4 separate regions of the Homo sapiens genome follow, and regions 2, 3 and 4 are each linked to region 1. A link is a contact called in ENCODE Hi-C or POLR2A ChIA-PET data. All regions are on one chromosome and are shown on one strand. The core of a region is the stretch at or near the end of the contact, and the rest is flanking DNA. Distances in the headings are between cores, read along the strand shown. Region 1 overlaps PISD (phosphatidylserine decarboxylase). Region 2 holds the start of MORC2 (MORC family CW-type zinc finger 2). Region 3 holds the start of SMTN (smoothelin). Region 4 holds the start of SELENOM (selenoprotein M).

The links. A loop is a pair of places that touch in the nucleus more often than their neighbours do. ChIA-PET counts read pairs that join two places held with the same protein, here RNA polymerase II (POLR2A). Pooled maps may share reads with other maps.
Region 2: a loop to region 1 is called in a map of B cell, with 7 times the contacts of the local background. The contact joins the promoter of MORC2 here to the enhancer-like site in region 1. A Hi-C loop is called at or near these places in 1 of 168 maps with a recorded cell type or tissue (B cell), 1 of 37 single-sample maps with no recorded cell type and 8 of 50 pooled maps. POLR2A ChIA-PET finds 5 or more read pairs at or near these places in 1 of 52 experiments (GM12878).
Region 3: a map of B cell shows a loop between it and region 1 (10-fold over the local background). The contact joins the promoter of SMTN here to the enhancer-like site in region 1. A Hi-C loop is called at or near these places in 2 of 168 maps with a recorded cell type or tissue (B cell and CD8-positive, alpha-beta T cell), 16 of 37 single-sample maps with no recorded cell type and 11 of 50 pooled maps.
Region 4: a loop to region 1 is called in a map of naive thymus-derived CD4-positive, alpha-beta T cell, with 6 times the contacts of the local background. The contact joins the promoter of SELENOM here to the enhancer-like site in region 1. A Hi-C loop is called at or near these places in 1 of 168 maps with a recorded cell type or tissue (naive thymus-derived CD4-positive, alpha-beta T cell), 1 of 37 single-sample maps with no recorded cell type and 9 of 50 pooled maps.

The regions. Positions count from the first base shown.
Region 1 is chr22:31,632,303-31,638,716 of GRCh38, reverse strand. All of the region lies in intron 3 of PISD (phosphatidylserine decarboxylase), which reads left to right. Among named protein-coding and RNA genes, the nearest start is that of MIR7109, 14 kb to the right of the region's middle. RefSeq lists a silencer at 4,563-4,612. Within about 2 kb of position 2,881, at least 8 of the 41 ENCODE cell types and tissues checked have a DNase peak (open chromatin) inside an H3K27ac peak, as active enhancers do.
Region 2 is chr22:30,967,524-30,973,937 of GRCh38, reverse strand. It overlaps MORC2 (MORC family CW-type zinc finger 2), which reads left to right and starts at 5,164. Exons shown (of 26, transcript NM_001303256.3): 1 at 5,164-6,116. The coding sequence starts at 6,049. It overlaps TUG1 (taurine up-regulated 1), which reads right to left and starts at 4,673. Exons shown (of 3, transcript NM_001396518.1): 1 at 2,159-4,673; 2 at 351-1,083. The coding sequence starts at 4,581. The coding sequence ends at 4,120. RefSeq lists a silencer at 4,153-4,402 and an enhancer at 4,433-4,762.
Region 3 is chr22:31,079,000-31,085,413 of GRCh38, reverse strand. SMTN (smoothelin) reads right to left here and starts at 4,096. Exons shown (of 21, transcript NM_134269.3): 1 at 3,958-4,096; 2 at 2,105-2,235. The coding sequence starts at 2,155. RefSeq lists silencers at 7-196, 377-656, 4,055-4,214 and an enhancer at 907-976.
Region 4 is chr22:31,105,040-31,111,453 of GRCh38, reverse strand. It overlaps SELENOM (selenoprotein M), which reads left to right and starts at 3,886. Exons shown (of 5, transcript NM_080430.4): 1 at 3,886-4,077; 2 at 5,489-5,524; 3 at 5,762-5,796; 4 at 6,168-6,246; 5 at 6,326-6,414. The coding sequence starts at 3,949. It overlaps LOC105372995 (a long non-coding RNA gene), which reads left to right. Exons shown (of 3, transcript XR_938163.3): 2 at 3,351-3,383; 3 at 3,568-3,818. It overlaps LOC124905100 (a long non-coding RNA gene), which reads right to left and starts at 3,572. Exons shown (of 2, transcript XR_007068063.1): 1 at 3,346-3,572; 2 at 1,002-1,475. RefSeq lists an enhancer at 4,430-5,202.

The DNA.
Region 1 (6,414 bases), core at 1,632-4,131:
CCAGGAGTTTGAGAGCAGCCTGGGCAACATAGCAAAACCATGCCTCTACAAAGAAAAAACCATTAGCTAGTAGTAGAGACAGAACTGGTTTTTGTGGCAGAGGCTAGGGAAGGATGGGGGCAGATCTCTGAGGGGAGGAGTGGCCTGCGGGTGTCCTTACTACCCGTTTTGCCTCTCTTGGGGCAGCTGTGTCATTTCCTCTCTGCCGGTCTTCTTGGCCAACAAGCGTTTCTCCCTCTTCCCTGTTCTCCCCACTTCCCCACTTCATCCCCCTTCATCCCCCCTTCCTCGCCCCTCCACAGACCCAGGGCATTTGGTGGACACTTTTGCTTGCAGTTAGGTCAAGTGGAGGTGAGTTTCCCATGGGGCAGGGGCTTGACAGCAGGGGTGGCCGTCCAGACTCTCCAGAAGGGACGTGGGGCTGCTGTTGTGACTGGACCTGCCCCACATCTTTGGGCCTGAGCTGTGCCCGGTCACAGCGTCCTGAGTTCCTTTGTGTTGCCTCTGCCCCGTGGATCTAGGTCTTGGGGGAGGGCTGGTTTCATCCTGGGGCTACCACCACCTGGCAGCAGCCCCACAGCCAAGGGCAGGCACAGCCAAAATACATCTGCCTGAGTGGCCACAGAGCAGGGCCAGGCTCTCCTGGCCCAGTGGTTTGGAGGACAGAGGGCCTGGCCCGAGGGGAGGCACTTGCTCAGCCTGCGGCTCCCACGCCAAAGGCAGGGCGGCCTCTGGGTCTGTCTGGGGCCGAGCCTTATTTCTGGAAGCACATGGATCCTCCTTCCTTGCCACTCAGTCTAAATGTTTAGGTTACAAACATTCTGAGTGAGAAATTTCAGTCAGAGCTTGTAATGTGTAGGACGTGACATTAGGGAGTGAAGAGCTTTCCTCTTCACTGATTCAAGATAGCCAGTGCCGGGTGAGGGGAGCGGGACACTTGCTTCTTCAGAAGAGTGGATCCAAAAGTTGACCTCTTCCCCAGACTGAGTCAGCATGGGAAGAGAATTGTGCTTTCACAAAAGCAGAGATGCTTTTCTGTAGCTTTCACTGTTTCTTCTTTGCTCTGGAAAATGGAGGACGAAGGAGTTCTCAGGTCCTCAGTCACTGGAGTAAAGTGACATGCACGTCCCAGCGTGAGTGCCTGAATGGGTCTCTCAGGTCTGAACAGAACAGCCCTGTGGCTGCCGCGAGCTGGTGCAGGAGGAAGTACAGAGGAGGGTCCGGTTCAGAGTGGCGTGAGACCAGGGTTAGATGACTGTTGCCAGTTTAGGGCCAGTGAGAGATTTTTAATGGTAAATATGTAACCTCTTTTAAAAAAAAACAAAAACAAACAAAAAACACAACTTTTTCTTTTTTGAGAGAGTCTTGCTCTGTTGCCCAGGCTGGAGTGTAGCGGTGTGATCACAGCTTACTGCAGCCTCAACCTCCCAGGCTCAAGCGATCCTCCCACCTCAGCCTGCTGAGTAGCTGGAATTACTGGCGTGCACCACCATGCCCGGCTAATTTTTCTATATATATATATATATATATATATATATATATATATATATATTTTTTTTTTTTTTTTTTTTTTAATTTATTTATTATTATTTTTTTTTGTAGAGTTTTGCCGTGTTGCCCAGGCAGGTCTCAACCTCCTGGGCTCAAGTGATATAGCTGCCTTGGCCTCCCAAAGTGTTGAAATTATAGGCGTGAGCTACTGCGCCCAACGAATATGTAATCTTTTTAAAAAAAGGGAAAAGGTTGGGCGCGGTGGCTCACACCTGTAATCCCAGCACTTTGGGAGACCGAGATGGGTGGATCACGAGGTCAGGAGTTCAAGACCAGCCTGGCCAACATGGTGAAACCCCGTCTCTACTAAAAATACAAAAATTAGGCTGGGCGTGGTGGCTCATGCCTGTAATCCCAGCACTTTGGGAGGCTGAGGTGGGCAGATCACAAGGTCAGGAGATCGAGACCATCCTGGCTAACACGTTGAAACCCCGTCTCTACTAAAAAAAATACAAAAAATTAGCCGGGCGTGGTGGCGGGCGCCTGTAGTCCCAGCTACTTGGGAGGCTGAGGCAGGAGAATGGTGTGAACCTGGGAGGCAGAGCTTGCAGTGAGCCGAGATCGTGCCACTGCACTCCAGACTGGGAGAGAGAGTGAGACTCCATCTCAAAAACAAAAAAAAACAAAACCCAGAAATTAGCTGGGCGTGGTGGCGGGTGCCTGTAATCCCAGCTACTTGGGAGGCTGAGGCAGGAGAATCGCTTGAACCCGGAAGGTGGTTTTATTGTTTTGAGGCATGGCCCTGGGGGCTTGTGGCAAGGGCTGAGGTGTTTGGGGAGCAGCAGTGCAGGAAAGGCCTTACTCAGCTGGGCTTGCAGGTATGCTCACTCCTGTCTGAGCGCTGCTTCCTTGTTTCTAGCCTCCGTTTAGAATAAAAAAAAAATGTATAGTACAGTATTCCAATTCATCAAAAGGAATAAAGACAGATCAGCCTGTCTGGTCTACCACCATTCAGCCTAAGCATAAGGCAGAACCCTGTGAAGTGGCCTGTGTCCTCCTTCTCTCCCTGTCCCCTTCCTGGAGCCCCATGGGCCTGTGCTCAGCACGCGTCCTGGCGCCGCGGTGTACCTGGTAGTGGGCAGTATCGGACGTGTTCTCCATGTTGGTGAGCGATGTACATGCTGTAGCTTTATTATTCTCATCTATAAATAGGGCCATTCATGCCCTCATAAAGTTGTTAAATAAGAGTGATGTGTATGTAAATACCTGGCCCCATGCTGGCAGGGAGTGGAGCTTTAGTACTATTTTACTTCTTACCTAATAGGTGTGAGTGTGGAAATGGGCAAATAGTCAAGTTGGCAGGGAAGCAGAGCCTCCTGCCTGCCCCAGTGCCACCTGAACTCCTGTAGTGTTCTTATGCCACTGGAACTGGCTGGCAGGGGCCAGCTCTGACCTCAGAGAATTGTGGGCTCACTCTAGGGCAGGAGGAGATCGCAGAGGGCGGAACGGTGGCTCATACAGCCATGCCCCCAGGTGGCCCAGGACCCACCTGGGAGCTACCTCCAATGGCTTTGAGCGGTCAGTGTGTGGACAAGCGGAGGGACCGTGTCTCAAGAATATGTGGAACTCAGCGGGGCATGGTGGCTGACGCCCGTAATCCCAGCACTTTGGGAGGCAGGCAGATCACCTGAGGTCAGGAGTTTGAGATGAGCCTGGCCAACATGGTGAAACCCCATCTCTACTAAAAATACAAAAATTAGCCCAGTGTGGTGGCAGGTACCTGTAGTCCCAGCTACTTGGGAGGCTGAGGCATGAGAATTGCTTGAACCCGGGAGGCAGAGGTTGTGGTGAGCCAAGATCATTCCACTGCACTCCAGCCTGGGGGATAGAGTCAGACTCTGTCTCCAAAAAAAAGACATGGAACTTAAACACAAGGCTAAACTTCTGGGCTGGAAGGAATCGAGGGATGGCCGACTCAAGATACCTGCAGCCCTGCATGAAGCTGTCTGCCAGGAGGCTCTACCTAAAAGCAGTTTTGTTTTGTTTTGTTTTGTTTTTTGAGACGGAGTTTTACTCTTGTTGCCCAGACTGGAGTGCAATGGCACGATCTCAATTCATTGCAACCTCCACCTCCCAGGTTCAAGCGATTCTCATGCCTCAGCCTCCTGAGTAGCTGGGATTACACGTGCGTGCCACCACACCTGAGTAATTTTGTATTTTTAGTAGAGACAGGGTTTCACCATGTTGGCCAGGCTGGTCTTGAACTCTTGACCTCAGGTGATCCGCCCACCTCAGCCTCCCAAAGTGTTGGGATTACAGGCATGAGTCACCGTGCCAGGCCTAAAAGCACTTTTTCTTTTTCTTTTTCTATTTTTTTTTTTTTTTTTTTTTGAGATGGAGTCTTGCTCTGTCACCCAGGCTGAATGCAGTGGCAATCTCAGCTCACTGCAACCTCTGCTTCCTAGGTTCAAGCGATTCTCCCACCTCAGCCTCCCGAGTAGCTGGGATTACAGGCGTGCACCACCACACCTGGCTAATTTTTGTATGTTTAGTAAAGATGGGGTTTCACCATGTTGGCCAGGCTGGTGTTGAACTTCTCACCTCAGGTGATCTGCCCACCTTGACCTCCCAAAGTGCTGGGATTACAGACACTAAGTCACCACGTCTGGCCTAAAGCACTTTTTCTGAATTCCACCCCAGTCTGCCCTTCCTGAGTGCCTGGGCAGGGCCCTTGGGGAGCTGCTGGTGGGGCTCTGAATGTGCCAGGGGTATCCGGGACATCTTGCAGGCTAGTGGGACTGCCAAAAACGATTCTCAAAGATGAGTGGGGAGTTGGGCAGGGATAGGAGAATCTGGTGTGTAGAGAAATAGCCTGAAGGCACTTTGTGCTTGCCTGGCCTCTCTGCCCAGACGTTGGGGAGGCTGATGCCTGCCTGTGGTTTCTTGTACTAGCCGTTAAGACCCCAGCCATCTTCCTTGAGGGGCTTCTGCCAGCCCCCAGGGAATGAGAATTAGCCAAGAGCCAGGAAATGAGAATTAGCTGAGGACACCTTTTACCCCTGTTCCGCAGCTACCTTCTGTTCCCTGGCACAGGGCATCCCCTTAGAAGTAGTGCATGAAATTCACACAGCTGGGACCTGGCAGAGAATACAGGTGGCTTGACTGAGGCAGGGAGGCCTCCATCTGCAGGTGGCCTGAGAGCCTGCAGAGCCTCACAGTGGCACTAGGTGGCACTCCCACCCAAGGGAGTCCTAACAGAGTGGGAGGCGTGGAAATAAAGGACTCCATGGCCTGAAGGAAATAAATACAAGGTAGGAAAGTAAATTTCCAGACAATTTTTTTTCCCTAATGGAAATTCACTTGTAAGTGATTGTTCAAAATCCAGAGGCATTTCCCCACTGAAAATATGTGTGGTGGAGGTCTGGTTGGAAGGTGGGGTAGTGCTAATCTCGGCCAACTTGTGGGCTGGTTTATGGGTTTCGTTTGTTTGTTTGTTTGTTTGTTTGTTTTTTGAGACGAGTCTCGCTCTGTCGCCCAGGCTGGAGTGCTATGGTACGATCTCGGCTCACTGCAACCTCCACCTCCTGGGTTCACGCCATTCTCCTGCCTCAGCCTCCTGAGTAGCTGGGACTACAGGCGCCCGCCACCATGCCTGGCTAATTGTTTGTATTTTTAGTAGAGATGGAGTTTCACCGTGTTAGCCAGGATGGTCTCGATCTCCTGACCTCGTGATCCGCCTGCCTCGGCCTCCCAAAGTGCTGGGATTACAGGCATGAGCCACCGCGCCTGGTGGTTTACGGGTTTTTAAACACCCATCTGCCTTAGAGGCTTAGAATGGCTAAAAAGCAATGCCAGTGGATGCAGTGCAGCCGAGCTGGCCATTCCACAGGGAAGAGTGTGAGAATCCCAGAGATCTCTCAGCACATGGGAGGTAGAATGTGTGCAGAAGCTGGTCTTTCCTCTACAGACCTTTCTCCCCTGGTCTAACTGGGGCTTGGTTTTGTTCCGTCCCCAGGGACCTGTGTGGGCTGGTCTGTAAGTACTAGAGGCTTTGAGGAGGCCAGGATGGTCTTCCAGGGTCTTTCCAGTTCTGGAAGTTGGTGGTGGCAGGATTCTGCGTCAACATCTTTCTGTGCTTTAATTGCATTTTATCCCATGTCATGTGTTTCCTTGGACCTCTGAGGTGAGAAGGGGTCTGAAGTTTCTTTGGGGCTCTGAGAATGCTGGGATCAGTTACAGTAAGTTCTCAATCTTGATGATAGGTTCTTGGGATCTTCACCTTTAAGCAAAACATAGAATGAAACCAGTTTTACCATAGGCTGATTGATAGAAGCAAGAATTAAGTTCCTATGGATGTTTCTGACCACAAAAACATCACCGAACTTTTAAAGACCCCAAACATTTCTAATATTAACCATTGAAATGTGAGCTATACATGCATTTATGAATGATTAATAAAAAGTTAGATAATTATTTACCTAATTACTCCATTTCAGGGTTGCAGGTGGTCCCCTATCCGATGGGCAGCTCAGGGCACAAGGCGGAAACCAGTCCTGGATGGGATGTCTTCCCATGGCAGGGTGCACCCACACCCACACTCACTCAGACTGGGACCATTTAGACACACCAGTGAGCCTAATGTGCATGGCTTTGGGATGTGGAGGAAACTAGGGTACTCAGAGAACACCCATGCAGACATGGGGAGAACGTGCACACTCCACACAGACAGTAGCCCTGGCTGGAATAGATTTTTTTTCTCATCAGTGTTATGATGACACTATTTGAGGACCTCCCGTAGTGATGTCTGGACAGGAGAATATTAGGAGCAGCTTTGTATAAGGTATCTGCCACCCCTGTACCACATGCTGAGGCCCTTAGGGGTGGCACTGTGCCTTGTTCACCCCTGCCTCCCTGTTCCCATGG
Region 2 (6,414 bases), core at 3,915-6,414, 670 kb after region 1:
GTCCAGATGTAGCTATCACGTGATCACACATCCTATGTGACTAGGGGCACCAGATCAGGAAGCTGGAAAATTTCCTGAGGTTCCCAATACCCAGCCATTTTAACACTGTGGGTAAAATGGAGGCTAATTCCAAGGAGAGTACTGGACTGGGTGTCAGAAAGCCTGGCCTCTACCACTTTCACAGCTGTGTCACCTTGGATAATTGCTTAACTTTTAAAATTTACATTCCCTCATTTCCAAAAAGGGATTATAATTCACTGTTATTTTGATAATTGAGATAAATGTACGTACAAGTGCTTTGAAACTGTAAAGTGCATTATAAACAGAGGGATTTACCATAGAGGTTCTACCTTGATGTATCAAGAGAAGCCTTTTCTGGAATCTGGTGCAGCCTTGTGAGATGCTGTTAGGTAAGGGGACTCCTTGGTAGAATTTCTTACATTTGTGTAAAAAGTTCTGGTTCCTGAGTAATTCCAAAGAAGATGCTATGAGGAGTTCACTGTGCCTTTGATTTGATCCCAATGGGTCAGAATATGTTTTCTCATTCAGTAGGCTACTACAGGATTTGAAGTAGAAAAAACAGGGTCCAGTGACCTTCACGGGATCCTAGATGTTCATGAATTTCAATCATTTGAGATTGTGGGGTGTGGTCCAATGCTGCTCTCAAAAAGATGTTGCCTTTCTTCAGAGAGCATTAATAACTAAAAAATCCCCTGGTCCAAATTTATTGTGTGTCTCTGAAGGCTTTAACTGAAGAAATGAAATGCACACTCATGGAACAAACTAGGCCTTTGTTGTGATAAAACAGCTTTAGCTATTTGGCTTGAGGACTCTGACTTCACTATAAAGGGCTGTGCTGAATCTGGGTAGAACAAGACAGGAGTGGAGGTAAAGGCCACATCATGATGGCTGAATGCCTCCTGGGTCACAGTGGTCCACTGGAATGGGTGTCTTCGTCAGTAGTAAGGTGGTAGGAATCATCTCGGGCAAAAATCCAGGTACCAGGTCTGTAGGCTGATGGAATAGCACAGGGAAGGTAGTCAGAAGGTCCAGGTGAACACTCAGCAATCAGGAGGCACAGGACTAGAAGGGGCAGGGACAAAACAGGTAAAATAACAAATGCATGGAATTACAAACACAGGACTCTAAGTGGGTCTGCTGTCAGCACATCGGCAGCCTGATGGCTGTTAATTCTTGATGAGCCTGGCTTAGGCAAAGACAAATGATAAATGAAAACAAACAACAGCAATCCAAAAAAGAAAACACAAAAGTCTGATTAACACTCTCGATTTGTGGGAACTGTCTCGCGAAGCAGCACACAGAAACTAAGCCTTATACTTTAGGAGAGTAATTTGATCGGATTCAGGGTACTGGGCATTTTTTGGTGAGGAGAGGAAGTGGCTCCACAAGTGCCATAAAAAGAACTGAGATTTTAAGTTTATATACCAACAATAAAACAAAGGAGACATTGCCCCTCTTCCTCTTCCAATGCCTTCCTCAAACTGTCTTATGACCTTCTCCTTTTAAAAAGCTGTCCTTTCATCTTAACAAGATTCCATCTTAAGTAGGAGAAAATAAGGTCTTGGTCCTTCTGTATGTAATACCCCATCATTCAACATATTGGTTTCTCCTTATGTCTGAGGGCTCCCTAGATCAAAATTTAGAATTAAAAAACATTAAAACATAAACATGATCCATATCTAGCGACTTTTCTCCTCATTAAGAGTAATGTAAGTTATCACATAGCAATTAAGAAAACACTTACTGAGTGGTTATTCTGATAGCCTGCTCTCTAAACTCCTCCTTCCTAATAAATGCATCTTGATATGTTGTGGTGTATGTGGGCAAAGATGCACTAAACAAGGACCCTGCTTTCAAGGAGTCTGCTATCTGCAAAGACAGTAAATGCAGGCAAGTAACTATTTTACAGGATTTTGTATACAGATAGAGGATACATAACGAAATGTCATAAAACTTTAAAGCTCTATTCTGGCTAGTTAGGAGACTCATGGAAAAGAGGGCATAAGAGTTGGATACTGAGAAAATGGCAGTTTTGACAGATGAAAAGCCACAGAGCAGCAGTTCCAAAGTAGAATGAGAGTATGAACAAAAGTGCAGAGATGGTAAAGGATAAGGCATTTTGGAAAATGGCAAGTACCATAATTCACTTTGGATGGAGCATCCTCAGTTTGCACTGAGGGTCTGGACAGAAACTCAGGTCTTCTAATTCCCAGTAACAGTGCTGGTGGTAGTGCTTGCTCAGTCGTTGTCTCTTTTCTCACAGCAAGGTCAACAGTCCCAAAATTCAAAAATAAAAAAAAATCTACCTCCAGTGTTCCTGCCGCATCGTGACAAGCTCTTTCGGGTTCCAGGTCCAGGTCTTGAAAATCTGGAAATCTGGAGTCCATGGCTGTGGCTACACTGAAAGTTATCTGCTCCAACTATTGCAGAACACTGTAGTGAAATCTTTTCAACCTCCAATCCTGGACATCTCATGTTTTGCCACAGAATTTCAAGCTTTGAGTTCCAGTTGTTTTTTTTCCCTCCTTTCTGCTGAGGAAAGCATCTTATCACCACAGTCTTAAGTCTTTTGAGGTACATCCGGATTTAATTACAAAAGAGCAAAAAGACCAACACTTTTTTTTCTCCAAGTCATTTCTCTGGAAGTGAGATTATCTGTCTCTGCCCTTTAGGAAAAGGGAATAGTCAATTGATTTTTTCAGACATTTGAATGAAATAGCATAACTGGCTAACATCTAATCAGACAAAATACACTTAAATGTGTTTGTGTTCACTTGCTTAGGGCTGTACCACTTGGTGAGCACCACTCCACAAAACGAAAATGTTTGAAATCCAATTGTTCAAACATTTTTATAGTGTTTGTTGGATAATGGCCTGAAATTTGATAAAAGCAGCTGACAACTAACAAAGAAGCAAAAACTGGCATCTTGGACATCCTAGTATTACACTTGCAAGCAATTAGAACACAAGGAGGGCCAAGGAAAAAGTTTAGCTTTGAATCACTTCCAAATCTACTGATTTTGAGGTTCCGCAGTAGTTCTAACAAAACTTTTCAGACAATGTTAACTTTCGATTAAGAAAGAAAAAAACCCCAAACATCTTCAGGAATTCCATGCCAGGTTCAGTCTCTTCCAGTGAGCCCGCTTGCTAAAAGTCCACGTGCACCATTAATTAGCTGGGCTGGCAGCACCATGTAAAAAGAAGCCTATTCACCACCAACCACACAGCCTAGACATGTAAAGTAGGATCAAGTAATGGATGACAACCATGGTCGTGGAATATGGTCAATGAGAGTCAGAAAAGTACAGGCACCAGTACAAGCAGCAGATAACAGAGTTGACGGGCCAAAGGATAAAATAGGCTTATTTAAATAGGATGCTACAGAACACATCCACTCCTAATTGTAGCTGCTTTACACTGGGTGCCATTGTACCATATGCATCAGCCACCCTTCAGGCACCCCATGGTGAAAGAAAAGGATTCAGAATAGAAGCCAAGCAGGGGACTGTTGTTAACCCCGAATATCCATTATGCATAGAAACAGCTCACATATCCCAGGGACTCAAACAGGGCTTCAAAATGGTTGTGAAGGGTCCCAAATGACATCTAGGCCTCAGTTTCCTCTCTGTAGCATGAAGAAATTGTGATTCTTAACTCTTCTGGGTCACAGCCCCCTTGGAAAACTTGCTAGCGATGGATCATCATTCCCCTAAAACGCACATTCCCACAAATTCCCATCATTCCCCCAAACCGCACATTCCCACAATTTCAGGAAGTTTGGGGATCCCCAACTCCAATCCAAGGTTCCCAGGTTCAAAACCCAAGGATTGGGGAACTGCTAAGTTTTCTTACAACTCAAAAAAAATTATAAACAATAACCATCCTTTACGTACACCCACGCTTTATAGTTTACAAAGCGATTTCAACCCCACACACATTGATAGGCAGAGGAGGAAACTGAGGCGCAGACAAATTACAGAGTGACTCGCCTAAGGTCACTCCGCCAACTGGTGGCTAGGCCCGGAAGAAAACCCAGCTCTTCCGACTCCGGAGCTCGTCTCCCCACCCCGGGGCTGCCGCCAGAGCTCCCGCCCCTCACTAAGGCGGCATAAGGAGGAAAAGGCAAAGTAGAAATCCCACAACCAACCATCCTCCGGCCCCCTCCTGCCCCCCCAACTGGGTCCTTGCAGGCCCCGAAGGGTGGCGCCAGGCCTCCAAGCCGGCCCCGGCCACCCCCGCCTCCCCGGCCGCTCCAAATCCCGCGGCCGCTGCCGCCGCCGCCTCCCCCGGAGCGGGGCGGAGCAGCTGCCCGCCGCCGCCGACCACCCGGACGACTCCTCGTCGAATCGCAAACGCATAGGCCGCCGCCCGAGTTCTGCGTACGAGAAGAAAGACGCGGCGCGAGCGCCAACGGCCACCGGGCGCGCGCCGCGGCGGCCGGGCCTGCGCCCCAAGAGCTGGATGCCAGAGCAGGAGAAAGAGCCGCCAACCGATCGCTCGATCGACCGCACGCCCGTTCCTTCGCCCTACCAGACCCGGGAGGGGGGGAGGGCGCGCCAGGGCTTCTTCGATTTAGGGGCCTGACTCCCCGGCGACGAGACAAGATGGCTCCTCCGGTCCGCACCGCAGCTACCGTCCCGGCTGCGTCGCTCGGCCCGCCCCCGGTACTGTTTCTTTAAATGGCGGAGAGGGTCAGGAAAGCAGGAAGAGAGGCGCACGCTGTCACGTGACAGGGGCGGGACCGGCCAACCAAGATCCGGTCACATGGGGACACGCAGCCCGCCAATCAGGAGGCTGTACATCAGGGCGGGGGCGGGAGGAGCTGCAGCTTTGTGATTGGCTGAATGCTCCGCGGAGGCCTCGGGGGCTTGGGGCGTCGGGGAGTGTGCGAGGTGGCCGGGGCTGTGTGCACTATCGGAGACAAAGCGGTGGCTGTGGTGTCTGTGACGGCGGCGGCAGAGCAGCTCTAAACGCCGAATTTCGTGTTGCTGAATCCTGTCACCATCTCAACTAGCGCGGCGCGCGGGCGGCGCGCGGGCGGCGGCGGAGGCAGCGGCGGCGGCGGCGGAGGCGGCAGCAGCACATGGTTCCAAGAGCGCTCTGCGGCTGTTGGGTTCCAATTCCGCGGGGAGGGACAAAGGCAGTTGTGAGATCCGGGTAGTGCCCGGTCAGGTGGTGCGCTCGCCACTGCCCTCGATCCGGTCCTTGGAAGCCGGGAGTAGCTCCTCTTCGTGGGGAGGCGGCCACGGGACCGAGGCCCGGGAAGGGCCTGGGAGGCTGAGGCTGTTGTCTGAGGGACGTGGGGGCGGGGCGCGGCCTGCCCGAGGTGCTGTGGGCGGGTCATTTGTGAGGTGTTTATGTGGGCCAAGTGTGAGGTAATCTGACCACCACCCTGAACTGGGTTTGGTCCGGCTTTGAAAAAAGAAATCGTGAGTGCCTAGGAGCTTTTTCACTTGGGAGGTGGTGAAGCTGCAACTTGCGCCATATAACACTCCGTCGACATCTTGGTCTCCGGTCTTGGGCCTGTTTAAGAATCCTGGCATCACGTGTGGCGAAGACATGGCTGATCAGTTTTCTGACAGAAGTGGGTAAATTTCCGCGTTGGTAAATTTCCTGACAGGAAATTTCGGGGAACCAAAAAAGGCTGGAAGAACATGAAGATGGAGCAGTCATAAACCACCCACTCAAGGACCATCTCCTTCAGGACCATCCACACGAGACTCAGATTGTCTGAATTGAGCTATCGCAACTTAATGCTAAAAGCTCCTTAAAGCTACAGATTTATGACATAGTTCCTTCCAAAATATTACATCATAAATCATTGAGAAGATTAAAAAAAAACACTTGAAGAAATTGTAGTTTTAAACATCTCTGCATATATTTTGGATAGCTACTAGGTTACTTTAACTGTCATTAAGGAGCACAGACTTACTGAAGCTTTACTGGACAGAATCCTGGGAAATCGATATCATTATAAGGTTATATTTCCCAGTTAGCGGGTGAAGGGCTGGAGACCTTATTGCAGTCATGGCTTTCACAAATTACAGCAGTCTGAATCGAGCTCAGCTAACCTTTGAATATCTGCACACAAATTCGTAAGTATCCTCTAGGTGCCACTGAGGTAACCAGTAACTCGTTCCTTGATATTATATGGAAATCGTTTCCCCAGAAAATTTTGCTTTTTCACTTTTTGAGATGTATCCCACTGGAGTGAAATGTGTCACTGGATATCTTGAGCTCTGTATTGAAGAACTGAGATCAGTGAAATACTTGTTGCTAATCCAGAAGAATCTGATTTTTGTTTATTGGATCAAAATTTTCTAAATGCAAACTTTAGTTATTTGAAGTCAATATGTTGAGTTGTTTCATTCAAGTGTTTATAGGAATCCAACA
Region 3 (6,414 bases), core at 2,847-5,346, 550 kb after region 1:
GCTCCCCCGGTTGCCCATGGGGGTCCCGCCGGCGGTGGAGGGAAGCCTCGCCAGGGGGCGCTGAAGGCCCGCAGGTTCTGCGACCGCCCTCCCTCGCAGGGCGCCGCCCTCGCCTCGCCCACCCTGCCTCGCGCTAGGCGCCGAAGGGGTAGCCAGGTAGGAAGACACCCGCTACCGCCTGCTTCAGTGTCCGGATCTAAAGGGAAGAAACCAAGGTCCCCAGGACACCCAGCTGAGTGGCGGAGGTCGAACTCGAACTCGGGACCGAGGCAGAGGGCGTCCCGGCGGGTGGTGGAGGGGCACGCGGCGTGCAAGTCCCCAGGCGTCCCCATTCCTCCCATCCCCGGCCCAATCCTCAAGAATGTGCGGGAGCCGGGGCCGGAAGCGACTGCCCGCGTCCCCAAATCGGCCAGACGCTGGGGCGCAGGGCGGGCGGAGCGGGCCTAGCTTTTCCTTATATGGCCCGGCCCCGCGGGGAGGAGCCCGGCTCGGGACGCCCCCGTTCTTGCCACGAGGCCAGCGGGGGCCGGGCCGGCGCGCGGGGCGCAGTAATGGCGGGCGCCGGGTGCTGGAGGAGCCGCTCCCGGGGTCGGAAAGACTTCGAGAGGCACCGATCCCGAGACCGGGGCAGGTTCTCATCTGTCCTTTCCCAGAGATTCAACCACTGCTCCAGCTTCTCTCCAAAACTCTTTTCCAGCGCCGCCCGAGCCTCGCTTAAGAGAGGGAGGTGGCGGCTGAAGAACCCTGAGCCTGCCTGTGGATACCTTGAGATGAGGATGTGCGGGAACCAGGCCTGGCATTCCCTCTTTTTGGACTGTGCTGCCTCTACGACCCCCACTGGGACTTGGACTTCCTGAGGGAAGGTCGAACTGACTGGCGGGCACCTTTGGAAACCTAACCTCATCCCCTCCAGGCTGCACACATCCTGCGGTGATAGTGGAGAGGCAGACACCCAGAGAGTCTAATGCGCTGGTCCGAGAACATACAGGCAGAGTGCCTTGGGGAGGTCATGGCAGCAGCTGGGCACTGCCCAGTGGCTGGGCTACGCTGGTTGGTTCCAGCCTCTGCCTGCGGGGGAAGGTATGAGAGTGGGGTGGGTCACTTGTCTTCTAGGTAAAGTAAATCTTTAATTTACCCCCATGGACAAGGGTCAGGGACTGAGGAGATGGAGCTCCTCTGGCCCCTCCTCCAGGTCAGGCTGCCTGGCCTTTGGGGTTGGGGAAGGAGCCCTGCCCCACTGGGTTGCCCTACGGCCTCTGTGCATGGAGGTAGACAGGGCTCTCAGGAAGAGGAACAAGAAAGGGGATGGAGTGGGCTCATCTTTCCTCCACCTGAGATCTGGGTCCATGCCTCATTCTGTCCCCATGCCAACTCTAGGACCTAGAGCTTGTGTGCAAACACATCTCCCTCCCTCCCTTCATTTTACAGGTAGAGGAACTGAGACTCAAGAGTAGAAAAATGAGATGAGAAGCCACAGAATCCATAAGGGCCCACAAAACCTGTCTCTCTCTTATGGCCTCGTCCAGCCTTGACTTTCCCAGGACTCTGGTCCCCCGTGGCCCACTATGGGGTTGGGATTTTGGCACAGCTCCTTCTTAGATGGGTGTCCTTGAGCAGGTGATTTTAACTCTCTTGAGTCGCAGTGCCCAGGCTTTCAGAGCTGCTGTGATTATTCTGTGACATGGTATACCCAGTACCCAGCCTGCCCCCTGCCAGGCCTTGGCATTATTAATCATTGCTGCTACCATTATCACTGGGCCAGCTTCCAGGGGTGGGCATTGCCCGAGCTATTGCTCTGGAGAGGCATATCCAGCCTCCCCACACCTGTGGCTGCATACGGGCGAGTCTACAGCAGTTACTGTTTAAACAGGTGGTGGCTGTGGAGGGTTGGGAGGGACTAGGCTTCAGTACCAGGCATGGACAGGCACATGCCACAAGGGCCTCTGCATCAGCCACATGGAACTGGCCTACCCCTGTTCCCATGTCCCCCTCCTCCTGACCTTTCCCCCATCACTTCTTCCTGTCAGCTGAGAGGTACCCTGGATTGACCCTGCCTCTCTGGCTTGGCTTTCCTGTCCCCACAGTGGGTGATGGGGCCACTTACCAGCTTCCGAAGGGCTCCCTCATCCAGCCCAGCTAAGGCCTCGTCCGCCATCTCGCTGGCCCCTAGCTCCGTCGGTTCCTTTCTGGTGAGATCCCCAGTGCCTGTGGCACCTGTCACCAGCTCAGAGAATTCTGCAGGGGACAGACATGAATCAGGCATGCTGGGGCTTCCAGAAACCACAGGCACTTAGGCTCTGTGCCTTACTTTCCCTCTCTAACCTAGGAGCGTCCATTACTGTCCCATCCTATAATGTGGCTCCTGGCTGGAAGCTGCCCTCTGCCCTAGGGTGGTTTGCTGGAAAACTCACCAAACCCAGGGTAGGGGGTCTCTGGTTCCAGCCCTGCCAGCTTGGCCGCCAGTCTGCTGTGTGGCCTGGGATGGACTCTCATCCTGTCTAAACCTCAAAACAGGGAGGGCAGGGACCTGGATTGAGAAGCCAGGGCCTGGCAAGACCCACCCAAGCTGTGCTTACCACCAGGGGGTGCACTCCAGTCTCCAGTTTCCTGCCCCACCCACCCATCCACAGGGCCTACCCAGCCCCCACCCACTCCGCAGGCTCAGCTTCTGGCTGTGGGCTGAACCCGTAGTTCTTGCTGCCACCACCACTGTCATTCCCCCAGGTATAGGAAGGTACACTGTGTCTTCCGATTCTTGGAGCCAGCTCTGCTGTCCAGACCTCCTGAAGCCAGGTGTCCAGGCACCCAGCACCTCCTGCCAATTCATACAGAATTCAATTCCCCACCTGGAAGGGCTTTCAGAAGCTGACCTGCCCAACCCCTGGATTTCAGGCAAACTGAGAAGATTGGAGAGGGCCAAGGATTTGTCACTGAGCAAGGAGGAAGCCAAAGACTTAGAGGGCAGAGAAGGATGTAATCAAAATCTTCGTCATCTCCGGCTTCCGAAGCTCCCTTCCAAAGTGCCCTCAAGGGCCTGGAACACTCTCAGTGACAGAGGCAAGAGCCCCATCTTGCCCCAGTGCTGCCCATCAAAATGGACCCCTAAATCCTGGCCCAGCCTCCCAGCGCAGATCTCTCCTTCCTCCTGTAGCCCCAACTAATGTCTGTCTGGAATTTGAGGGGCCCTGGTCTGGCACACTGTGGATGCTTAGTTAATGTATGGTGACTGACTAATGTGTGGCCCCAGGCCTGCCCCCCACCTCCTGTTGATTCATCTTTCAATCATCCCTTCCCTCTCTTCAGAACAGTCACTTGGGAAGTCACCCCATACGGTGCATGGGTGGGGGGTGAGGGTTACCGCTCCACACAGTTGGGGTGTGTGGGTCCCAGCCTGTTCAAGTCACTGCTTGTTCCCCCTCCCATCCTGGTAGGCTCAGAGGTGTCAACCTCCCAATCTCTGCCTGTTAGGATCCTTGCCTCTTACCTAGTTACTCTGTCTGGGTTAAACCTCTTCAAGACTGTCCAGTGGTCACCAGCCTTAGGTTCTGCGGACATTCTGATTCCCCCCATGTCTGTTCTTCTATGGGGCAGCTGACCCTAATGCCTAATCTAGGACACCCATGGGATTATAAGAAGATCCCTGCCGCTGCTCTTCTCCAATCTCCCTGTCACACAGTCTGGGGTCGCCGGACATTGTGAGGGGCCTCAGGATTCTGTGGCAGCTTCCCCAGGGTTTCTGCCGCCACAGACTAGCGCCCCTGTGGGGCGTGGAGTCTCTTAGGAATCCGGGGGCGTCTTCCCCCAACAGTCTCATAACTTTATCCCATGGCTTAGACCTCTCGTATGGGTGGGGGCTCCCAGGTCTGGACGTTCCAGAACTCCTGTCTAGACATCCGGGTTCCACCCCCGGACACGTTGGGGCAGCACCAGGATCCCCCCCGAGGTCCGCACACCCACCTCTCAGTCCAGCCCACCCGTCCGGCGCAGGCTCGGCTTAGCTCTTTCGGGACCCGACAGACGGATTAGACACGCGCAGGCCGGAGGTGCCGCGACCCGCTGTCCCAGGCCCGCTCAGCAACCGTCCCCTGGATTCTGCGGAGAGCTGCCCGTCCAGCCGCGCCAGCAGCCCGGCTGGCCCCGCCCTGCCCCGACGCGCCAGCCAACCCTCGATTGGGTACCTCCCACTCTCGTGCCCCATTGGGAAAATTCAATTTGACGGCCACGCCCCGAGAGGAAGGCCCCGCCCCTCGCGGGCCAGGGAGGTCGGAAATTGGGAGTCTTGGGGTCGTCTGCCTCGGTGGCTTTAGCGAGTCGGGTGGGCATCGGCAGGGGGACGCAGGCTCTGCGCCAAGTCGGGGGGGGCGCCCCGAGCCGAGGTAAGTTTCCTGGGGTCGTAGGAGTCTCAGAGCCTTCAGGACAGCCCCTCTCCGCCCTCCTCTTTGTTCCTGAGACCACGTCCCCTCCCTCGACTCCACCCCTTTCTCGCGTCAGTGTTTAAGCTTGGCCGCCGTCCCTAGGCTGCTTTCGGGACACCTGGTCTGAGCCACCTCAGAGCAGGGACTGAGTGACTGGCAGCACCTTGACCCTGTGTTGGAGTGCCGGGACCATCTCAGGTGGAGCAGAATCAATCACACAGCACGCCTCCCCCAGCCCACACACCTTTGAACAGACATTGCCTTCTTGTAGCATGCTTCTACCTTCCAAGCCCTGAGAGTCTGCCTTTAGGAGCGCTGGAGTCCTAAATAGGGAATATGGAGTCCAGGCTGTCATTCAGCAAAAGGGGGAAATTGAGGCCCAGAGAGAGCTGACATGTCCAAGACCAAACAAGGAATCAGCCAGGGTACCCAGGAGGTCAGATCCACAAGGCAAAGCTATTCCATCTTCAGTGCCAGAGGCCCTAAAGCCGCCCTTGGGTCTCCATGGAGACTAAAGTGGGTGGAGTTGGGAGGATGGGGTCTGGAGTCCTGTCAAATAAAAACAATAACAAATCATTTATTTTGTACTTGCCATGTACCAGGCATATAATGCCCATAACAAGCACATGAGACCATGACTATTGCCCCATTTTACAGATGAGGACAACAGCTGATAAGTAGTAAAGCTGTGATTCATACCCAGCACCTTCTGAGTCCAGACCCTGCTTTTAACCACTATAATGTGGGATTCTGGGGAGGTGGTTTCAGCCTGTTAACCCAGAAGAGCCCCGGTTCAGGTCCTCTGTGACACCCCCCAGCCCCCATCTAAGGAAAGGCCCAGTCTCCACACTGAGAGTCTTTTCCATGTGTCATTTCATTTCATCCCCACACCCCTGAGAAGTGGTCCCATTTTACACATCAGAAAACCAAGGCACGGGCCAGGTGCGGTGGCTCATGCCTGTAATCCCAGCACTTTGGGATGCCAAGGCAGGTGGATCACCCAAGGTCAGGAGTTCGAGACCAGCCTGGCCAACACGGCAAAAACCCCGTCTCTACTAAAAATACAAAAATTAGTCGGGCAAGTGGCATGCACCTGTAATCCCAGCTACTTGGGAGGCTGAGGCAGTAGAATCACTTGAACCTGGAGGCAGAGGTTGCAGTGAGCCGAGATTGTGCCACTGCACTCCAGCCTAAGCGACAGAGCAAGATTCTGTCTCAAAAAAAGAAAAAAGAAAATCAAGGCACAGAAGAAAGCGACTTGTCAATGCTACACAGCAGGAGAGGCAAACAGAGCTCACTTCGGAGGACATATTTCAAGGTCCTAGGCTTTCTCTACCTGGGCGAGATGCCATGTTATTATCCAGAACGAGGGTCAGGCGCCCTCTAAGACCAATTCTGAATACTTCAAAATTCACGCGTCCCTTGGGACCTCCCCTTCATGCAGGGCACACCTAGGCCACCTCTGATTTTCAGGGCCTGCCTGAATGGCGGTCACCAGCTCCAATGAATGGCCTGCTTTGTGCTAATGCCCTCCTTTCTCCCTGCCCTACTGTAGGCTAGGAGGAATGGTACAGGTGAGTTCCTCCATGCTTGGATTTACTGTCTGGCACATGCGCTCACTAGCCCTTGGCCCTATGGAAGGGATGTGTGGGTCCTGCCCCTTCAAGCCCTTAGTGCCTGGGTCCACCTCCAGACATACCCGCCTGCCTCTGTCTTCCTCTCTGCAAGGGAGTGGGGGTGATCTAGAGATCAAAGGGCAGTCCGGTACAGTGCTAGGGAAGTTTACAGCTACAGCCGAGGAAAGAGTAAACATCCCGTGACGAGGGCCCCAGCATTTGCTGAACACCTGTTGCATGTCAGACGTGGGGCTCCCACTACTGCCAGGTGACCACTGTGCAAGATAGGTACACTCTGATTCGACAGAGGAAGCTGAAGCTCAGGGAGGTGAAGGCACCTTGGCCTAGTAAAGGCATTCAGACTAAAGTGGAATTCTGCCTGA
Region 4 (6,414 bases), core at 2,637-5,136, 530 kb after region 1:
CTACAGGTGCCCGCCACTATGTGCCCAGCTAAATTTTTTTTTTTTTTTTTGAGACAGAATTTTGCTCTTGTTCCCCAGGCTGGAGTGCAGTGGCGCCATCTTGGTTCACTGCAACCTCCGCCTCCGGGTTCAAGCAAATTTTCCTGCTTCAGCCTCCCGAGTAGCTGGGATTACAGACATGAGAATCATGCCTGGCTAAGTTTTGTATTTTTAGTAGAGGTGGGGGGTTTCACCATGTTGGTCAGGCTGGTCTCGAACTCCTGACCTCAGGTGATCCACCCACCTTGGCCTCCCAAAGTGCTGGGATTACAGGCATGAGCCACCATGCCCGTCCTGTATTAGGTACTGTTCTAATGAGCTTTATATGTGTTAACCCCTTTATCCTGCCAATCCCAACAGGGTACACAATATTGCATCACCACAATGTGTGCTCTGGGAAGTAAAAACCTTGATTGGAATTTTTGTCCAAAGAAATAAAAAGGCCAGGTGGAGTGGCTCACACCTGTAATTCTAGCACTTTGGGAGGCTGAGGCAGGAGGATCACTTGAGACCAGGAGTTTGAGACCAGCCTGGTCAGCAGCAAGACCCCGTAATCTACTGAATAAACAAACAGCGCAAACAGGGATTCCCTAGGGTTCGGTTTTCCTATCTCTTTTTTTCTACAACCAAATTGGTTTATTACAGGAATGCAAGGTTTAACATATGAAAATCAGTTCACATATTTTACCACATTTAATAAAATAAAGGAGAAAAACCACATGATCATCTCAATAGATGCAGGAAAACATTTGACAAAGTTCAACATCCATTCATGATAAAAGCTCTAAGAAAAATAGAAATAGAAAACTTTCTTTTACAAAAGGCACCAGTAACAAACCTACAGCAAACATGATCGTTTAAAGATGATATCTGGAAAAAGACAATTATCAGTTCCAGTCAACATTGTACCAGAGGCCCCAGACCGTAAAATTAAGACAGTGCAACGAAACAAAACCAAGGTATAAGGACCAGAAAGGAAGAAAACCACTTTTATTTCCAGATGATATAATATGCATATGTAGAAAATAAAAAAAAATATCCAGTTAAACTATTAGAGTAAGAAAATTCAGTAAGGTCACTGGCTGCAAGGTTAATATACAAAAATCAATTGTCTTCCTATATGCTACTACCAAGCAACTTGAAAATGAATATGTAAAAACAATAGAGTTTGTAATGCTATAAAAAATTAAATACCTAGGAGTAAATCTAATGAAAGATATGCAAGATATTTATTCTAAAAACCACAAAATATTATTGAAGGAAATTAAAGAAGACCTATAGAAATGGAGGGACTTACTATGTTCGTGGAAGAAAAGTCACAATAATGTAAAGCTGTAGAGTCTCCCCACATTGATTTCCCCAGTGGGAATCTGAAATCCTGATAGAAATTTGGAAGGTTTTTCTGTGGAGGTTGACGAGCTGGCCCTAAATTGTACCTGGAAGTGTGAAAGGCCAAGTATAGTCAAGACAACCTTCAAGAAGAACAAAGCTAGACTGCGATGGCTTACTGAGGCTGTGGGATCACACATGGCCCTCACCACAGGAAAATGTAGGCCACAGGCCAGGCATGGTCGCTCATGCCTGTAATCCCAGTACTTTGGGAGGCCAAGGCAGGAGGATCACTTGAGCCCAGGAGTTTGCGACCAGCTTGGTCAACATGGTGAAACCTCGTCTCTACTAAAAAGACAAAAAATTAGCCGGGTGTGGTGGCCGACGCCTGTAATCCCAGCTACTTAGGAGGCTGAGGCAAGAGAATCGCTTGAACCTGGGAGGCAGAGGTTGCAGTGAGTCCGGATCATGCCACTGGACATGAGAGTGTCCAGCCTGGACAATGAGAGTGAAACTCCGTCTCAAAAAAAAAAAAAAAAAATCAGCTGGGCATGATGGTGCATGCCTGTAGTCCCAGCTACTCAGGAGGCTGAGGTGGGAGGATTGCTTGAGCCTGGGAGGTTCAGGCTGTGATTGAGCCACTGCACTCCAGCCTGGGCAACAGAGCAAGACTCTGTCTCAAAAAAAAAAAAAAAATAGCCAGCCCAGCAGCTCACACCTGTAATCCCAGGACTTTGGGAGGCCAAGGCGGGTGGATGACTTGAGGTTAGGAGTTCGAGACCAGCCTGGCCAAGATGATGAAACCCCCATATTTACTAAAAATACAAAATTAGCTGGGCGTGGTGGTGGGCACCTGTAATCCCAGCTACTTGGGAGGCTGAGGCAGAAGAATCGCTTGAACCTGGGAGGTGGAGGTTGCAGTGAGCTGAGATCGTGCCACTGCACTCCAGCCTGGCTGACAGAGCAAGACTCTGTCTCAAAAAAACAAACAAACAAAAAAACAAAAAAAAATGGGCCAGGCGCAGTGGCTCACACCTGTTATCCCAGCACTTTGGGAGGCTGAGACGGGCGGATCATGAGATCAGGAGATCAAGAACATCCTGGCTAACACAGTGAAACCCCATCTCTACTAAAAATACAAAAAAATTAGCTGGGCGTGGTGGCGCGTGCCTGTAGTCCCAGCTACTCGGGAGGCTGAGGCAGGAGAATTGCTTGAACCCGGGAGGCGGAGGTTGCAGTGAGCCGAGATCAGGCCACTGAACTCCAGCCTGGGCAACAGAGCGAGACTCCGTCTCAAAAAAAAAAAGAAAGAAAGAAAGAACAAAGCTAGAGGACCAACACACAACCAGATGTCAAGTCTGACTATAAAGCTATAGTTAATAAGACAGCGTAGTTAGACAAACCCACTGAAGGACTAGAATAGGGTATGATATTCAGAAGTAGACTCCCATATATTTATATGGTTACCTATTTATTTATTTATTTATTTTTGAGACAGTCTCTGTCGCCCAGGCTGGAGTGCAGTGGTAGGATGTCGGCTCATTGCAAACTCTGCCTCCCAGGTTGAAGTGATTCTCCTGCCTCAGCCTCCCAAGTAGCTAGGATTACAGGCGCCCACACCACGCCCAGCTAATTTTTGTATTTTTAGTAGCGATGGGGTTTCACCATGTTGGCCAGGCTGGCCTCGAACTTCTGACCTCAAGTGATCTACCCACCTCGGCCTCCCAAAGTGCTGGGATTACAGGTGTGAGCCACCACGCCCGGCCGTGGTTGCCTATTTATATATAACAGAGGTAACGCGGCAGAGTAGCAATGAAAAAGACAAGATTTTTAATTGAATTGGATAGCCACATTAAAAAAAAAAGTAAATCCTGACTCCATAAATTTAACCCAGCTGATTTAAGACCCTGTTGTGGCCTATCAGCTGTAACCCTCCTTGCATTTTCCCACCTTTGAATAGCAAATTCCTTTCCTCACCCCAGGTCAGAAAGTCTGCTCAGCAGTAGCTGTGGATGGTAAGAAGACACGCTGGTAGGTCTCAGTGGCTCCCAGAAGCCGCACCCCCTCCACCGAACCTCACTCCTCATCTCCCACGCTCCAAAGCGAGGAGTCCTCAGAAAGCCAGTTTCCCTTATTTATTCTTCTTTCTTTCTTTCCTTTTTTTTTCTTGGATGTCCTACCAGTTTCCCTATCTTAAAGTCGCAGGTTCGGCTCAGAAACTCCAGTGTCCCTCAGCGTCTCGCCGGCACCCTCTGCCGGCGTGAGGTGGCGCTGCCTGGCCGCATCCTGGGGGAGCGTCCACATCCTCGGTCGACAAAAGGAGCGTCGACACTCTCGGACCTGGGAAAGTGACGGCCCAAACGCCAGGGAGGAGCCAGGACCTCGCCCTGAGCTAGCGGGAGGTAACGGCGGGGAGTCCTGGGGCGGAGACCGAGCGCTGGGGGCGTGGTCTCCAGCGGGACTGGGCCTCTAGCGGGAGTGGGGGCGGGGGCGGGGGCGGGGCCAGCCTGGGGGCCCAGACGTGGCGCAGCGACTCGGAGGTTCGCCTCCAGCTTGCGCATCATCTGCGGCCGGGTCCCGATGAGCCTCCTGTTGCCTCCGCTGGCGCTGCTGCTGCTTCTCGCGGCGCTTGTGGCCCCAGCCACAGCCGCCACTGCCTACCGGCCGGACTGGAACCGTCTGAGCGGCCTAACCCGCGCCCGGGTAGAGGTGAGTACGCCGGCCTCCAGCCCCGGCACTATCGTTCCCCAACCCTGCGGCCCCATGGGAGCACCGTCCGTCCCGGCCCCAAGACCACCTCGAACCGCGAGTCTCCCTGCTTTCCCCCTGGCGCCGGGACCATCCCTCCTGTTCCCTAGCCCCAGATGGCCCCAGCATCCACCGTGGAAGCCTGAGACACCGACTTTGGGGCCTGGAACTCCGAACCCTTCCCCAGCTCCCCCTACCCGGTCCGACAGCGGACACCCAGACACACTGACGCAGTCTCCTAACTCTTCTCGTGGCCTATGACTCCCAATCCTGTCCCAACTTCCCATCCCCCATCACTTCATGTTTTCCTGGAATTCCCCCCCGACCCGGTTCCAGGGCTGGAGGCTCCAGAAAGTCTCTTTTCCTTCTCCTGGGGGGAAAGAAGACTTTCTGGGTGCCTCCTCCCATATGCAGGATCCGGGGAAGGGGGCCAACTCGGAGGGGCAACCGAGTTGGGAACTTGGTTGCCAACATTTACTCTGCAGCAGCCTCCCATCCTCCCCCAACCAGGAAATTCCCGTTCGGAGTCCCTGTCTTGCTATGTGACTTTGACCATCACAGCCCGCCTCTGAGCTTTTTGTCAGCTCTGTCTGACAAAAGGGTGTAGAATGGTTGGGTGCCGGTGGTGCACGCCTGTAATCCCAGCACTTTGGGAGGCCAAGGCAGGAGGATTGCTTGAGCCCAGGAGTTCAAGACCAGCTTGGGGGACATAGTGAGACCCTGTCTCTAAGAAAAGGGCTGAGGGTAGGATGGAGGAGGGCTGGAGTGGGTGGTCCTGGGGTCTAGACTCCTGCTGGATGGTGGCATCTCCTCAGGGAAGGCAGGGAGGAGCCCTCCCATCCTCCCATGTCAGGGAAGCAACCACATGGTCTGTGGGGCTGGGCCGCAGGTGGCAGGCAGGGTGAGGTCTGCCTGTGTAGAGTAGGGACCAGATGGTAGGTGTCTCCAATGGGGGCCCCCAGGGCCATTCTGAGGTGTTTCCTTCTGCTCTGCCTCCACTGTGAGATTTCAGGGATCAAAGGCCAAGCCCAGGTCTCTACTGCTTAAGAGGAGCAGGGTGATCATTTCCCCTGGGCATTGGGAGTCAGTCCACAGCCAGTAGGATGTACAGGCCCCAAGGCTGGCAGGCACACTGTGGGTCTCTGGCCTTGCTCTTTTCCCCTGGTGTCTCTAGGCCTGAGTCTCCCCACCTGTATACACAGTTCCCCCTTCTGCCCACAAGGGTCCAGCATTTCCTTCAGACCTTGGGAACTGCTGATCCGGGGATAACTCACAGCCCGACCCAACTCAGGGATAAGGAAGTATGGCTTTGGGGATGTGACTGGAATAAACGTGAAGGACTCCTGACCTATCCCATTTTATCCCCCTCCAGACCTGCGGGGGATGACAGCTGAACCGCCTAAAGGAGGTGAGTTTGAAGGAAGAGGTCCCTAGCTCTGTTCCCCCTGAGCCTCTTGGGGAGTGGGCAACATGGTCCCAATGACTGGGGCGGGGAGGGGGGAAGGATCCCTAGGCTGAGAGTCTAGCCTAGGCTGAGAGTCTAGCCTGCACCTGACTTGCTTTATGACCTCACTGGGCTTCAGTGTCTCGTCTGTACCTCGAGTAGACTGAGGTCATGGTCTCTGATGCTCTGGTTCCTCCCCAGGTGAAGGCTTTCGTCACGCAGGACATTCCATTCTAGTATCCTTCTGTTCTGGGGGAGGGGAAATGGGATGGGCACCTGGGAGAATCTCCACGTAACTTCAGAAAGGGGTGGCAGATGGTTTTCAACTGACAAGTTGAATTGATTGGTAGTGGCTCCCAGAGGATTCTGAGGTGGTCTCCATGTTGGGTGGGCAAGAGAGATTGACTAGTGATGACTGCCACAGAATGGAGAGGAGGGCCCTTTACTTCTTTGAACCCTAATTTTCTCACGTATAAGCGGAGACCCTGGCCCCTCCCGGGCACAGAGTAAGCTCTGAGCAAAGGAGGCAATGCTGTTCCCATCAGTAAGGCTGCGGAAACCACCACCTCCCTCTGCCCACCACCCCGCTCCTTAACACCACCTCCAGTCACAACCTGGTGATGAAACACCTCCCTGGGGCCGACCCTGAGCTCGTGCTGCTGGGCCGCCGCTACGAGGAACTAGAGGTGAGGCCGTGGGAGGTGGGCTGGGGGCGAGGCCAGAGGCGAGGCCCAGCCTGCTGACCCCGCCCCTCCTCCGCCTCAGCGCATCCCACTCAGTGAAATGACCCGCGAAGAGATCAATGCGCTAGTGCAGGAGCTCGGCTTCTACCGCAAGGCGGCGCCCGACGCGCA